Linked DNA regions of Mus musculus: region 1 is linked to region 2. A link is a loop called in an ENCODE intact Hi-C map of the cell type or tissue named here. Cell type or tissue: heart. All regions are shown on one strand.

Region 1 (8,000 bases), 340 kb after region 2:
AATCAAAGTTTAAATAGAGGGCCCAGGATATGCACATCTAAGCAGCCCTGGTCTAAGTCAGTTTTTGTTCACTCACCGTAGTCTGGATTCCAGTCTTGTCCTGTAAGATGGTCTGATAAACTTGCTAGAACAACGTGAAATCTCTTTCTGGGAAAAATTTACCCCAATGGCTGACTCTATTTGTTTCTCCTAGCTTAAGATGTCTGGGGAAATTTCCATTTTTTTTTTTTTTTGGCCCATTACTTTAACAGTCTGATAGTCCAACTGAGAGACACAAGGGTCTCTTCAAAATATTTTCATTTCTGCCAGGCCAGTTACAGTCTCAATGTGTCGTTCTGACTGGCCTGGAATTTGCTAGGTAGGCTAACCTCCAACTCACAGAGATCTACATCCTTTTTGCCTTCGCCTCCGGAGTCCTGGGATCTAAAGGTATGTGTCAGCACACCTGGCTGTGTTGGGACTCTTGGTGCTCAGATGGTGGAAGGATCCAAGCAGACTCCAGCTCCTTCCCCTTCTCATTTCCCTGTAAGTTTCCCTGTCTTTCTGTACTGCCTTAGAATTCCCTCTAGATTAGTTCTTGATAAGATTTTTTTCCCTTCTGAAACCCTTCAAGCCAGTCCTCCAGGGCCTTGGGACTCTCTGATCTGCCAAACTACCACTGGAATGGTCTCTTAGGCTCAGCTTACAGTGTTCTAGGGCTTTTCAAAGGTGCAAGCACCACCTTTGGTCAGATTCCCCACAGTAATGGTTCCATTTTCAAGTACCAATTTTCTGTATTTGTTATATTTCTCACTGCTGTGAGCAAAGGACAGCAGCAACTTAAGGGAGGGATTGCTTTGACTCACTTCTTTTTTTTTTTATGGTACGCAGCTTCAACTTTACCAGGATACTGGGGATCAAAGCCAACTCCTTGGGCATGCTAGGCATGCCATTGCTGACTTATTTCCCTCTCCAGCCCCACGTTTTAAAAGTGTTTAATTAATAACTTGTTCACATTTTCTAATTGGTTATTTACTACCAGTTGGTGTTTGCTTTGACATACTTTTCTCAAAAACTTTTATCTTGAGTTTTTTTCCTATTTATCTATTATTTTAATTGCACTTGGAGTGGATTCAATTTCCCTTGCTACATGTCTGTGTGTCTTTCTTAATATTACCTCTATCCTAATACTTTGGAATTTCTCTGAGAGAAATTCTCACCTCCATGAGAGTATGTCTGTGAGATATAGACCACACAAGCAGTGTTAATGGCATACTGAAGATGACTTTGTAAGTAGCTCAATTCTGTTAGTAAGGGTTTATCTCTCGACAGGCATCAACTGCTGCAATGAAGTTTTTCATATCCATTATCAAGTGTGTGTGTGGGGGGTGAGTATCAGGCAAGTTATCTGTTGCTGTGTGCTGTGTAACAAACTTCATTGAAACTTTGTATCTTCAGTCAAAAATGACTCTCGAGATGATGATTATGGTGGTGGTGGTGATTATTATTATTATTATTATTATTATTATTATTATTATTATTCCTGATTCTGTTGGTTGACCAGGATTGGCTACACGGTTATATTGTTCCACACAGCGCAGGAAGCCATTCAATTAAAGTAGAACTCAAGGTAAGATGGAATGGCCAACATGAGTCTCATTCTTCCAAGTCTTTCTCCATGTGGCTGTTCTCATTTAACATCCTGCCTAGGCTTCTTCACACAAATAACCATAAGCTCTTAAGAGGAAAGGCTACAACAGGGCATGGCCCAGTGCATAAACATTTACGAAGCATTTGCTGCATCTCGTTTGCTCAGGGTATCATTAGTGAAGCAAGCCACATGGTCAAGCCCCAGACTCAATGTGGGAGGGATTAAATACAGGTTATCAGTTGATGGGTCATTTATTGAAGGCCACCAATGTAAAAATTTCTCACAAAGCTAGTTCCTGTCCCTAGCCACACATGGATTCTGCCAGTATTTATTATTCCGTAGGAGCTAATCCCTGGTCCATGTTTTACTTCCACTCGAGATTTGTCTAGGGCCTAGGTAGCTTTTCATCTTGATTAACAATTTGCAATTTTGATTCTGCGTCTCTTTGGTTCTACCTCTCTCATTTATATTATATCTGAAATTTTCGATTTGAAGCAGAACAAGGAAGAGTGTCACAAAATAATGATTGAAAAATGTCATCTTTGCTGGAAATCTGGGTCAGCATCAAGTACATTTTCTTCAGCAATTTTTCTTAAGCATTCGACCAGTTTGCTCTAACTCTTACTGACAATGCCAGTATTCTGGCTAAATCTCTTCCCTACCTCTTTCTTGTATAATTGCACAAAAATATCTTTTGAACAGTCAGCATCTGCCTCTGTATCTTTATTCACTTTTTTTTTCTTGAAAGGATCTTGTTCTCAACTTTTATGGACACCCCCTACTTCTTGTTTCATAAATGTTGGTAGATAGAAATACTTTTTTCTCTGAAGCTCCCAGCCTTTTCCCACATATTTCCCTTAGCAATTCCTTTTCTCATAGACAGTTCCATATGCTTCAGTTTCATTTTGGTTTGGAAATAGTACTCTTGCCAAGTTTTCTCTTTGTGTACTTTGCATATAGATAGCCAGCCAGCTTTCACTACATGTGTGAGGTGCCTCCCACTCTAAAATTATCCAAGGAAGCTTATTTACATATGAATTTGCAAAGAACTAAATTTCAAGGGAAGATGCTGACTACTTTATTTGACATCTTTTCTTTTTAGACTATTTGATAGTACAACTGGCATTGGCTGCCTTCATACCTTATCATCAGAATATCCAGCACAGCAATATTTTAGTCAAATTCTAGTGGCTTCCAAGAACGTTCTCTAAAGCAGTGTTTCTTAACCTTCCTAATGCTGTGGTGTGATGACCCACAACCATAAAATTATTTTCTTTGCTACTTCATAACTGTAATTTTGCTACTATTATGAATCGTCATGTAAATACCTCCTATACAGGATACCTCAAAGGGGTCCTGACACACTGGTTGAGAGTCTTTGAAGGCATGCTTTGTGGTCGTTCAGGCAGAATACTACAGTTCAAATCTGCTACAACTTTTTTGTTTTGTTTTGTTTTTCCAGACAGGTTCTCTGTGTAGCCCTGGCTGCCCTGGAACTCATTCTGTAGACCAGGCTGGCCTCGAACTCAAAAATCTGCCTGCCTCTGCCTCCCAAGTGCTGGGATTAAAGGCGTGCGCCACCACACCTGGCACAACTTTTTGTTTTGTTTTAGAAAATACCCTTAACTTTACCACAAGCTTCAAGTGGATGCCAGTCATGGTGATGGTGTTGTTGCTTAGAAAACAATTTATTCTAGAAAATGCAGGAATGGCCATGCTGGGGAATCTGCAGGTACCAACTATAAAGAGCAGGTGACTATTACAACAATCGAGAGATTCTGTCTTCTTGGCCAAGCACAATCTGGCTCCAGACCGCAAGACAGTTTTGGCTGAGGACTGCAGCAGCTTGAGCGGGAGCGTTTCAGGTTATACCTAAGATTCCCTGACACCCCCCCCCCCCCATAGAGTTGTAAGACAAAAACAAAATCTGAACTTTTAAAAGGAAAGTCCTCAGTCTTTAGGACACGCACAGATATGTAGATCTAAGATTCAAAGTTCAGAGTTTAGTTTTGACTTGCTGTGATTTTTCTTTATTTTTGTACTTTTATGCATCACATTTAGCAATCCTGCCAGAATAACAAGAATGGATGTGGTTGGTTTGGCTGTGGTACCATACTGACTAGAAACGCCCTGGCCTTGATTTCCCCGCCCCCTACCCTGCCCTTCCTCTTATCCCCGCCCTCCCCGCATTCCCGCTCCTCCCCCCAGCCCCCGGCCCGGCCCGGCCCCGCCTGGTCTCTCTAACCGGAAGGAGGCGGGGAGAGACCGGGCTTCCTGAAAAGAGACGCAGTAACTAAGCAACCAGGGCACTTACGCCCGGGACCTTCCGCAGCTCTTAGGAGACGTGCTCCTGCGCTCGCTGACGCTACAATCCCGCGCTAGAGACTTGGGCCCGACTGGGCGTCTCTCTTCTACGTAATTCAGAACCTCTGTGTGATTGGTTATCATGGGGGCGCGGCGCTCGGATCGCGGACGCTTCTGATTGGTGCTTTGGAGCAGCGGGGCGGGATTCTGTTAACTGCCGCGGGAGGTCCGGACAGTGGCGGCCATGGGACTGGAGGGTAAGTACGCGTCTTGGCTGTCCTTTCTAACGTTCTCGGTCTCTCTGGATGGGGTTGTGCCGTTCTCACAGGACCGTGGCAGGCTGTGGAGGAGGTGAAGCCTACTCTATCTGAGGCCCGGAAGTCGGGTCCGTGGGTCTCCGTAATCAAATGGGGATTGAGGGTGCCTTGAGGGTTGGAACTGGTTCTTAGACTGAGTTTAGTAGAGCGAGTGACTGGAATCTTAGGACGTTTTTCCGAGTCCCTTTGGGTCTGGCCGGATCTTGTCTCATCCTGGGGTGCTGGCTGGTGGACCCGGGCTGATCCTCTTTGGCTCTAGTACACCCGAGCTGCCTCTCAGGGAGTGCGTGTGCACTGCCTTGGGACTGGATTAAAGTATACTTCTCTTGATTTCTCAGCCCTGTCCGAGCCCCCTCTAAGGATCCTCAGAAGCTTCTACTAATAAGGGAGTTCCCTGGGCACGATTGAGAATTTTGAGGACTTCTTGACTTTGTCATTTACATGGCTTGGGTAGGGAAGTTGTACAGATCGCTTAGCATGTAGGGCTGGAGAGAGAATTGACCAGATTTTACAGCCTCTATTCACTTATAGAAGCCAAGATTCAGTGAGTATTTTCACATACTTTCATTTGGTTCATTATTTCTGTTCTTATCATTCACTTCTTAAAACGGGATAGGACTAAAGGACCAGGTTTAGATGACACATGACAGTAGCACAGCATTAGCCACTTGAGGCTTTGCTTTCCCCTTTTGCAAACTTCATATTTTCTTGCTTCCATTATTTGTTTACTTACTGGTTGTAAATTTGGTCTTCCCTCCTCTTTTTTTCCAGTTTATGTGTCCGGGTGCCCCCATGTAGCTGTCTTACCCTGCCCTAGAACCCTCAATTCTCTGTCTCCCAAGCACGTGCTCCTTTCTTTCCTGCCTCCTCCCTCTGAATTTCTGAGACGATTTTAAATGTAGGTGAATTTGTGGGAGAAAATGGACACATGTAGTTGCAGGTGAGAGCTGAAACTCAGAGAGTTAGGATAGTAATCCTCCATTGAGTTCTTTGTAGACTTGTAGATCTCAACTAAGGCGGATTTTTGCCAGATCTCTAAAGCTGTGGCATTAAAAGTCTAAGCATCTATAGAACAGAGTATTGAATGAGCACTTCATATGAGCATCACTTTAGGGAACTCCTAAAGGGAACTTTTCTTAGCCTTAGATGTAGGAAAGAGCCCACATGTAAAGCCTGTGTCCTGTTCCATTTCCTTTCAGGGTCTACACTGAAAGGGTGCTCAGGGGAAAGGCTTCCATAATTAAAAGAAGGGTTCTGAAAAGAGAAGGGAGCAGTTTAAGCATAGCTATCCTTGAATAAGGAAGGAGAAGCCAGATTGTCTTCAGCATGAGCTCTAGGGAACACTTGAAGAGGGTGTTCTTAAAAAGAAAGCTCTAGTTCCAGGTACATTTTAAAGGAAACCACAGAGATAATACCAGCAGAGCCTTATGGGATGTACTGGGTCACTAGCTAAGCTGTGCAGCCCTAATCAGCACATTTTCTGTGAAGAACCAGATGGTAAATATTTTAGGCTCTGTGGGTCATCTGATTTCTTTCAAAGCCACAGAAGTAGCCATTCAGAATATAAGTGAATGGGCAAGCCAGGTTCCTGTAAAAATTTGTTCGTAAAAATAGACAATGTGCCAGTATACTTAGATTCACATCCTAGCCTGTTTTAGTATCCTTTTCTGCTTCACAACCCAGAACAAAAGGCAGTGCTATAAAACAGCCTTTTTGCTATTTTTCATGACTCTGGAATCTGCTAGACTTAGCTAGTGGTACTTTTATGAGTCTTTTCAGGGGTTTCTGTAGAAGGCTGCATTTAGCTAGAGGTCTGGCTAGAAATTGGGCGCAGGTAAGAATGTAGAGGTGGCTGGGTCCCTATCTCTCCATGTAGCTTGTAAGCCCTTTTCCTCTCATTGTCTCCCCCATGTCCTTCTAACCTAGTAGCTGTATGATAACTCCAGAAGTAAAAGCCATCGAACCTTTCATAGGCTGAGGTCAAAGATCTGCATGTCCCTTTTACCATGTCCTGTGGCTTACATGGTCCCAGTGCAAGGGAGATTCCTAGGTGCAGTGGTGCACACCTGTAATCCCAGCCCTCAGGAGACTGAGGCCAGGAATATTGAATTCAAGGTCAGCATGAGCTATAAGCTAAAACTTGGCTTTAAAAGTATGTGGGAAGGTATGGTCGCTAATAGCCTGGCACATTGTGTTCTAACTTCTTTAAGCTTTTGGCTTTGCATTTACACTATATAATTGATACCTTGTATAGGTCTGTCAACTAGACTATGGCCACATATAGAAAACTCTTAGTCTGTGTAGTGTTGGATAGATAGTGATTTAATAGGTAAGAAAGCTTAATAAGCTGATAAGAGTGATAAGAGAAGCAGGGAAATGGATGTTTAATTTTTTGAAAGAATTGGTTTTGTAGCAAACCATTATGCACTGTGACACAACGTTTAAAAGTGGACCAGTTTCCCAGCTCAGTTAACACATTGCAGAATCTCAGTTCTTTTGTCCTATGGCATCACCCTGCTAAGCAAGTAGATGTTCTCAAATGAATACGTTTATAGTGTGCTTTGCTTTTATTTCTAAGTGAAAAACTTTAAAAATATGCCTTAACATTAAAACTATTTCTAACAGGATTTGAGGTATGAAAGGAGATGCAGTTTTGAGCTGATGTCCTGCTTTTCTCTTTCAGGTGACAGAAGACACATTTCTTAACTGGCTTGCTCTGAGAACTGATGCTTGGACCACCTCAGCATGGCCAATAGAAGAGGAGGTGGGCAAGGCCAGCCTCCTTCAGTGTCGCCTTCCCCGGGTAGCTCTGGAAACCTTTCCGACGATAGGACCTGCACCCATAATATATGCATGGTGTCAGACTTTTTCTACCCAAACATGGGAGGCGTGGAAAGCCACATTTACCAGCTCTCTCAGTGCCTCATTGAGAGAGGGCACAAGGTCATAACTGTCACCCATGCTTATGGAAATCGAAAGGGCGTCCGTTACCTCACCAATGGCCTCAAAGTTTACTATTTGCCTCTGAGAGTCATGTACAACCAATCTACAGCCACGACTCTCTTTCACAGTCTGCCATTGCTCAGGTACATATTTGTTCGGGAGAGAATTACGATAATCCATTCCCACAGTTCTTTCTCTGCCATGGCCCATGATGCTCTCTTCCACGCCAAGACAATGGGGCTTCAGACAGTCTTCACAGACCATTCCCTTTTCGGATTTGCTGATGTCAGCTCGGTGCTTACAAACAAGCTTCTAACTGTGTCTCTTTGTGACACAAACCACATCATTTGTGTCTCTTACACTAGTAAGGAGAACACTGTACTCAGAGCAGCACTGAATCCTGAAATAGTGTCCGTCATTCCTAACGCTGTAGATCCTACTGACTTCACTCCAGACCCATTTAGGAGGCATGATAGTGTAATAACTGTTGTTGTTGTCAGCAGACTTGTTTACAGAAAAGGTAATGACATAGTAGCTCAATTTGCATTGACAGCTTGTTTTTTTTTCATTTCTTGTCGGAAACTGTTTAATACTTGTATGTTATGATTACTTGTCTTTTCATTCTGTATGGTGGCTTTAAAATGACGGGTAACTCTTGCAAGGGAAGGTCAGATAATCAGTTTATACATCTAAGAAGAGAAATGGATAGAGTGGCTATAAATGCTGCCCAACCTTTGATGTTGTAATGGTTCCCGAACAAAAGAAAACCATTGACCAGATGTCCTCCAATCAGATCTTTGTAAAAA
Region 2 (8,000 bases):
ACTACCACCTCTTAGTAATGCTGCTTTCAACAAGTCAGATGTGAACATCTGAAGAAGAATGTTAACGATATGTTGACAATCCTCTTACTTGAAACAGCAGTCAACATTGAGTTCTGAGCTGTGGGAACTAGCAAAGGGTTTTGCACTTTACCTATTTTTTTTTTTTTTGAGACAGGGTTTCTCTGTGTAGCTCTGGCTGTTCTGGAACTCACTTTGTAGACCAGGCTGGCCTCGAACTCAGAAATCTGTCTCCCCAGTGCTGGGATTAAAGGCATGAGCCACCACGCCCAGCGCACTTTACCTTTTTTTAAGGTTCCACATTCTTGGTCATTCTAGGTCTTGAGTGTACACCTGGTCTTCCCCTGTCAATGAAGTTGCCAGAAACAGTGAGTATTACCAAGGGTGCATTATCACTAGAGGACATATACTCAGGAGCGCAGCAAAGACCATAATATTTCCTGGGTAGAAATAGGTTGAGACAGTGTAGATAGCATCCTGAAAGCTCAATCAAGGCCTACTGTACATTATTTTTTTTCAAAACAATTTAGAAATATGAACATGGCTTACAGTATGGGAAGTCAATCAAATCAAGTTCCGCATCTGTGGGCCACTATTTTTGTTTTCTTGGTTAGGACCAAACCCAGCAAACAATCCTAATATGAACATTGCGATTTCAGGCCTTCAGCTTTTAACTTCCATACATAAAACCAAATCATAATAATAACCTGCAGAAAGAAAAGTCCCACTCACAAAAACATTAGTAACTAGATGAACATGACCTTTTAAGCCTAAGCACATCAAGTGCGAGTGTTCTGAATAACCAGGCGAGGGAGGGTGTAGGCATAACCAGCAGCCAGGAATGTATTTTGGTCAGGGCTAATTCCTTTCAGTGAAACTACAATCAATGCTGGAGAAAAGAAACTGCCAGTGGCAGTGTGTTCATGATGCACTTTCAAGCCTCGGGTGGAACTAACCTAGCACTAGTAATGAGTTTCCTCTCCTACATGAATTAATAAACTGCAAAGAAGTTGAGAAACCCTTAGAGCAAAGTAATGTTCAAAAACACTAATTCATTGTCAATAGTGGATACATATTAATCATTTAAAAGATATTAGACATTTCATTAAACTCATCAAGATCACATATACACAAGTCTTGTCTCCGTGGTTTTCTAACAACATCATCCTTCTCAGGGGAGGTCTGGACATGTCTTGAGACCCTTTTGAATGTGATCAGGGGAGGTCTGGACATGTCTTGAGACCCATTTTAGTGTGATCATTTGGGGGAAGGTGCTATTGAGAGGTCAGAAATGCCCTTTAATAGCTACAGGGCTCAGGAAGATGCACACAATGGAGAATAATTAAGTCCTGGAGCTGAGGTGGCTCCATGGTCAAAGGCTCTTCCAGAGGACCTGAGTGAGTTCCAGTCTCAGTGCCATGGCAGGCTGCTCCTACCTGCCTGTGACTCGAGCTCCAGGTGACCCAGCAGCCTCTTTCTACTTTAGTGGACTCATGCAGAAGCCTACACACATACCCATAGTTAAAACTAAAATTATTATCTCCTATTATAATTACTCCCTTCTGCCTGGCATTATCAGGACCTGGATATTGTTGGGATTCAGGAGTCACCCCACAAACCACATGAACACCAACCTCAGTCAAACAGGGATGGTTTATTAAACAACACACCGTAGGACTGACTGACACAGCTCAGACTTTGGGAACTATGACCCCAAACATTTCTCAGGGCCAGCTTATAAAGGCTAAAACAACTAAAACCACAATGAGCTCATATGCCAATGTTGGAAGTCACATAACAGTTCTTTAATTTGATAGGTCCTACTGGTGAAGCTTATAGTTGTGGAATTTCTTAAGATTAACAAACGTCATAACCTCGGAACATAACAAGGTATGTGGTCAGCATGACCCTGCTTTGAGTCAAGTTATTTTTCTGTGTTAATGACTGGTACCCATATTACTGCAACAATATGAAATAGCTGGCAGGCATGGAACAAAATGTCTACAGCTATGTTACGGCAGGAGACCTCAACAGACATAACTTACAGGAAAGGACTAGAGAGGGATGTGAGAAAAACCATCTTCTAATTCACTCCATTTTCCATGTTCACAGCAAGGCACACACTTACACACCATCCAGCTAGAATTAACCCTGAACTGCTTGAAAATGTTAAAAATCTAACCTCTGGACAGGTTGAGATCCACAGAAATAAACAGAAGTATAGAGACCTGCCTTATCAAAAAAAGACGACCTCAAACAGGCCACACTAGACTCTGAGATAGTTGACACTGGTTGCAACTCTCTCTCCGTTTCTGCATAACTTCAGCATGCTTAAAGTTTCAAAAAGAAAAGCTTTGTTGTGCATACTAGTCATGCTCACAGTTCTTCGGGCACACACATGCCAACCAAACTTTTGGATAGCAAAGGGGAGATTGGCAGACTTACAGTCCAGAAAGCAGGAGAAAAAGCAACCGTGGTTTTCAGAAGAGATTATTCAAACTAAGGTGTACACATTCAAATTATTTCTCAAGCTTTTTCAGGAAAAGACAAACGAGGTGGAGTTATACTTACAAGTTTCCAGCAGCTTCAGTCCAGTAGCCAGCCCTTAATGCCTGCTGTCATCCGGATCCCAGGCACTATTTTGAAGTTCCTGGTCTCTCGATCTGGAGTAGGGCACAAAAGAAAAAAAAAAAAAAGATGTTAAGAACTTGAGAAGTGGAGACGGGTCAGACTTGTGTTCCCGACACTACTGTGCTACCAATGCCCACCCTGGAGGGTGGCGTTATCCGTCCCCCCCCCCCCCAATCCGGATGAGTTCCAGCGTCTTCAGCCTCGGTGTCTAGAAATGCAGTCGCCCCATCTCCAAACCGGATCCAATCCCCAGGGGTTAGTTAGTGACCCTGTACTGACGAGAGCGCCCTGGGAAGCCGGTTCCTGGGGGAAGCTCGAGTAGCCCCTCCGTTATACTCTCGGACCTACATCTTTCGGGTCTCCCCGGACCAAGGTACCTCAAGACAGTGCGTGTAAAGGCCAAAGGGGTAGTCCTTGTCCCCACAGACAGGCCCTGCGACCCCGCGGCCGCGGTCACACACAGTCGCCCATCCTTACCGAATTCAACCTCCGCGCGGGCTCCCGGCACGAGGCTGCCAGCCTATGAGGAGCTTGCTTACGCCCCCTTACCTCACGCCGCAGCCTCGCGAGACCTTGACTCCTGACCCGCCCTCTGTCTTGGGCCCAGAAACCGGAAGTCCCGCCCTCCGGTAGCTCCGGTTCCGGCTCAATCCGGCTCTGGCTCGCTCCGGCTCCGGCTCCGGCTTTCGACCGCAGCTCTACAGGGAGACCGCTGAGGAGACCCTGAGAACAGCCACAAGTGACTTGCCCAGGCCTTTGATCTCGAACAGCGGCATGCGATCACCCTTGCGCCTAAGACCACAGGCCGATTTTCGCGCTCCGCCCATGTCACCAGCCCGCCTCCATCCGTCGCTTAGACCACGCCTTTTCCTCCGGGCTGTACCACTAGCTCCTTCTTATGGGTGATGCCGTTACCATGGTGCCGAAGCCTGGCTGGGTCACGTCACGTCACGTCCCCTCTTTCGTTAGACTTTCTTATTGGCCTATCAGAGCTTGGCTTGAGAGCAAGCTATGAGCCCGCCTCTCAAAGAGACCTCTTTTCCCCTGCAAGCATATTTTACTGCTTTAAGTCTAAGACACCTCAGAGGTTCCCTAATCACCTACCGTGGCCTTCACCTTGGCCGCCCCTCTCTCGCCAGATCGAGTGTCTCTCTTGAAAAAGGATACCCCAAAGTCCCTCTTGAAAACAGTCCAAATTCTAGATGCTAAATAAATAAATAAATAAAAAGTAAAGTAATGACACTTTTATTTTTTCGTGTTTCTGCCAGTGGTAATTTATGAGCAGAAACCGATGGGAAACAAAACTGCTTGCCCAGTGGTGGGGTTCAGTGGTGGAACTGAAACCTCGCAATTCCTTTTCGTGCCTTTTTTTTTTTTTTTTTTTTTTTTTTGGTTTTTCGAGACAGGGTCTCTCTGTGTAGCCCTGGCTATCCTGGAACTCACTTTGTAGACCAGGCTGGGCCTCGAACTCAGAAATCTGCCTGCCTCTGCCTCCCAAGTGCTGGGATTAAAGGTGTGCGCCACCATGCCCGGCTTTTTCGTGCCCTTTTAATGAGACCTGGGGAGCCAACCCAGTGTTTCTTCCAGCCTCTCACTCAGCAGGCTTTAAATTTTAGACAGGTACGTGGAGGAAGCACACTGCCCTTCTAGTTCTTATGACTTTTTCTAGGCACCAGCTCTCCCTCATACTATGAAGCTCTCTAGACTGCACCACACTTTCATCTCTGCTTTGAAGCCCTCCACCCCTACCCCATACTCCGACATTACTCTTATAATTTGGCTCCCACAGAGACAATGCTAACCCAAAAAACTCTGAATGGGCACACAGGGAGGAAAAAAACCGTTCCATTCGCTCTTTGTTCCTACATTCAAAATCTGTGACTATATTCTGAAAGTACAAGAAGCCTGAAAGAATCTTGAAGTTCTTTGCTTCAAGGACAAGATAAATAAATAAAAAAAGATGTGATAAGAGACTGGATAGGTGGAACCAGTGCTTGGTAAGAGCTGGTGTGTTGATCCAATCGGCAGGAGTAGCTGGGAGCATGAAACCACTGGCCATTTCCATAGTAGTTACTACAGCCCTCACACAATCAAATTCTCAACAAATATTCACTGACAATATCGCCTTTTCATTTGTGTGGAGGGTTACAAGTTTCCCCTCCATCACACAAAGATTAGTTCCATGTGTCAGCAGTCACGATTTTGTGATCACTTTAAAATATGAGTTTCCCTCTCCTCCACTTTCCACCCTTGTGTGGCTTGAAGACAGTGTGTGTATGCACAGGGTAACAATCCTGACCTTAGACGAGCACAGAGTAAAGAACAGGTTTTTGGTGTGTGTGTGTGTGTGTGTGTGTGTTTTGAGACAGGGTTTCTCTGTGTAGCCAGGCTTCAAATTCAGCTATTCACCTGCCTCTGCAGTCCAAGTGCTAGAACTACAGGTGTCTGCCCCCACCTCCAGTTTTTTTTTTATAACTCTAAATATTTTTTTTAAGATTTATGTTACGGGTGGTTGTGAGCCACCATGTGGTTGCTGGGATTTGAACTTCGGACCTTTGGAAGAGCAGTCATGTGCTCTTACCCCCTGAGCCATCTCACCAGCCCCTCACCTCCAGTTTTAAAGAATAGGTTTTAACAAAGCATTTTTATTAAGTTCACCCTGGCCCTGAGACCCCTCATTTATTTCTCAAAATGCCATCCATGTTTTTTGTTTGTTGGTTTGTTAGTTTCTGCCTCACCCTATAAACATGACTGTTTTGAATTTGATAGCATTATTTATCCTTCATCTTTCAGAAATGACTCGAAGCAGCCTACTAAAATGTACACAACATTCTACAAGAGAAGTATTTTAAAGATTTGGACATGGGGATAAATGAGGCGAATAAATAGGCATCCAATTGCAAATCATCAGATTCAAAACAGTACTTGAAGGTGGGAAGTAGATGCGGCTCTACGTTTCTAAAAGGGCTACAGAACAGAAGAAATGAAACTTATTTTAAGGTTTTAGAGTATTCATAAAAGCCGATCAAGATATGGGTTTCATAAAGCATACTTCCAAACACTTGTCCTGAGGGAAACTTGTGATTCCTTGCTGGGGACAAAGAGCTAATCAGACTCCCTGACAGGCAAACAGGTAAGAGTTTGGGGCTATGACTAGGCAATAGATGGTGAGTTTCCAAGATGGCTGGCTTCTTCCTCATCCTCCTGACCAGAGACTAATGACAGGCAGTTTAAAACAAAGGCCCAAGGTGGATCTCTCAGTTCGAGGCCAACCTGGTCTACAAAGTGAGCTCCAGAACAGCCAAGACTACACAGATAGACCCTGTCTGAAAAAAAAAAAAAGCCTGTTGGGCGTTTTTTCTCTTACTAGTAGGGACCCCCTTCCTGTCCAACAAGTCCAAGGCCAAAACGGAACCTGTTTCCCCCAGACATGTGGAGCTCTCAGCCTCCCTTCCCTTTGTTCAAACTGATCAACCTTAAACTGGGGGCAAGACCCATCTCAAAAGACCTTTAAAATGCCCAGCCCTCATTGAGGGCTGGACTTTACCTTCTTGGCTCTCCCCCTCTACTTTGTAGAGGGTCTTTTTCTCTGTGTCCTTTGTGCTCTGTATGTGTGTGTGTGTGTGTGTGTGTGTGTGTGTGTGTATGTGTTTCCTCACCCCAACTAAAAGTCTTTTCTTTACTGCTGATTTTGTCTGCTACTGTCTGCTGTGTCTGAGATTTCTCCCAATGTTACCTGATGCCCTGGAGATTTTCCCTGCCTTTTCACTTCTTAACTGGCTGAGAAAACAAACCCATTCAAGACCTCTAGACTGTAACCCATGAGGATGATGTGAGGTAAGTGGGAAGAAAGTGTCAATCCACTGACCCCTTTCATGTAAACCATTGCTACATTGACAATAAGTGAAATTTAGGAACTGCCTAAACTTTCCACTTCAACTGAGCTCCTGGGTCCTCTGGCGCCTTTAGAGTACTTTTAGGAAAAGCTGGTCTGATCAGCTGCATCTGCTTCCTTAAAGTTCCAGGTTAGTCAATGCCATTTTGAAAGAGTGATTCCATTTTGCTAGGGCATGGCTCTTTGGGCTTCATGTAGATTCTAAATCCAAAACAATGTCCTTCTATAATCCTTGCATAGCACACCTGAGCAACAGTGGAAACAGATGCACCTGCAGGACAGACGGGCAGTTAAGTCTTGCTTTTAATAGATGAAATTCATGATAACATCTCCATGCCCAAGGTGAGACACAGCTCATTGAATAAGTTGTCCTTTAAATTCCTGTCTTAAAGCCGAACATGGTGGCATACACCTTGAATCCCAGCACTTGGGTGGCCAGCCTAGTCTACATAGTAAGTTCGAGGATAGCCAGGGCTACATAGAGACCTCGCTTTAAAAAAACAAAACAAACAAACAAAAATCCTGCCTTAGAAAAGTTGGCAGAATTTCATTTACTTAATGGTTTCTCTGAATTAATTTTTATTCACAAGCAGTAGTGATTAACTTTCTCTGACTAACAAAAAATGTTAACCTGTGAAAAATAAAAGACAAAGGTCATCGTGATTACAGCTATTGATTAACTTACAAAATTTGATGAACTTTTAAATATGCTTGTGTATGACTTCCTTACCTTAAAATGAGCCTAGGATCACACTTCAGGCAGGCCCTGTGCCCAGGAGTAATTGACCAACATGAAATGGATTCCATGCTTTTTGGTTTTGTTTGGCTTCACGTTGTTTTCTTTCTTTCTTTCTTTCTTTCTTTCTTTCTTTCTTTCTTTCTTTCTTTCTTTCTTTCTTCCTGCTTTTTGTTTGTTTGTTTTAAATTTCATTTTCTGGTTTTTTTGGAGAGAGAGAGAGAGAGAGAGAGAGAGAGAGAGAGAGAGAAAAGAATCTTGGAGGACTTGGGCAAGAAGAGAATATGATAAAAATATTGTATAATTTCTGTAGATGTTTCTGGAAAGCTAGGCTTGTTCAGATTTTAGGGCACAAAGAGTTGAGATTCTCTTGAGTGTACACTGGAACACATATGAGCATTTGAATGTGGAAATGGAGTGAGTATAAATATCAGGAACAATGGGAGAGAGGAAGGGGCTTTTAAGACAGTTGGTCTCCAGTGTGCACACACTAATGCAAATAATCATGGGCTTTTGAATCGCTGGTATGTGTATGCTCATGGCTCCGATAACCAGGAAATTACTTTTTCACATTACCAATGTTAGTTAAAAGACAAATGAACTTATGTTAGTAGTAATTGCAGGACTGACACACATACAAACTGACAGGGATGGTAGCAGCATGCACAGGGCCTGCACAGGTTGAAGCCAGTTTATTTTAATAGAGCCTCACTGGATATA

Evidence for each region. A loop is a pair of places that touch in the nucleus more often than their neighbours do. Peaks named below come from ENCODE experiments on the same cell type or tissue, not always from the same donor. Only the 100,000 strongest peaks of a DNase experiment are listed, where the experiment ranks them.
Region 1: a loop joins it to region 2, with 5 times the contacts of the local background. A loop is called at or near these places in 11 of 42 quality-filtered maps.

Annotation. Positions count from the first base shown.
Region 1 is chrX:164,415,650-164,423,649 of GRCm38, forward strand. Piga (phosphatidylinositol glycan anchor biosynthesis, class A) reads left to right here and starts at 4,131. Exons shown (of 6, transcript NM_011081.3): 1 at 4,131-4,191; 2 at 6,935-7,714. The coding sequence starts at 6,997. In heart, no CTCF peak of the experiment used is centred here; a DNase peak (open chromatin) is centred at 4,002; H3K4me3 peaks cover 1,781 bases; H3K27ac peaks cover 982 bases.
Region 2 is chrX:164,072,989-164,080,988 of GRCm38, forward strand. It overlaps Siah1b (siah E3 ubiquitin protein ligase 1B), which reads right to left and starts at 3,505. Exons shown (of 4, transcript NM_001308385.1): 1 at 3,199-3,505; 2 at 2,590-2,681; 3 at 302-362. In heart, no CTCF peak of the experiment used is centred here; DNase peaks (open chromatin) are centred at 3,223 and 3,533; H3K4me3 peaks cover 1,797 bases; H3K27ac peaks cover 1,193 bases.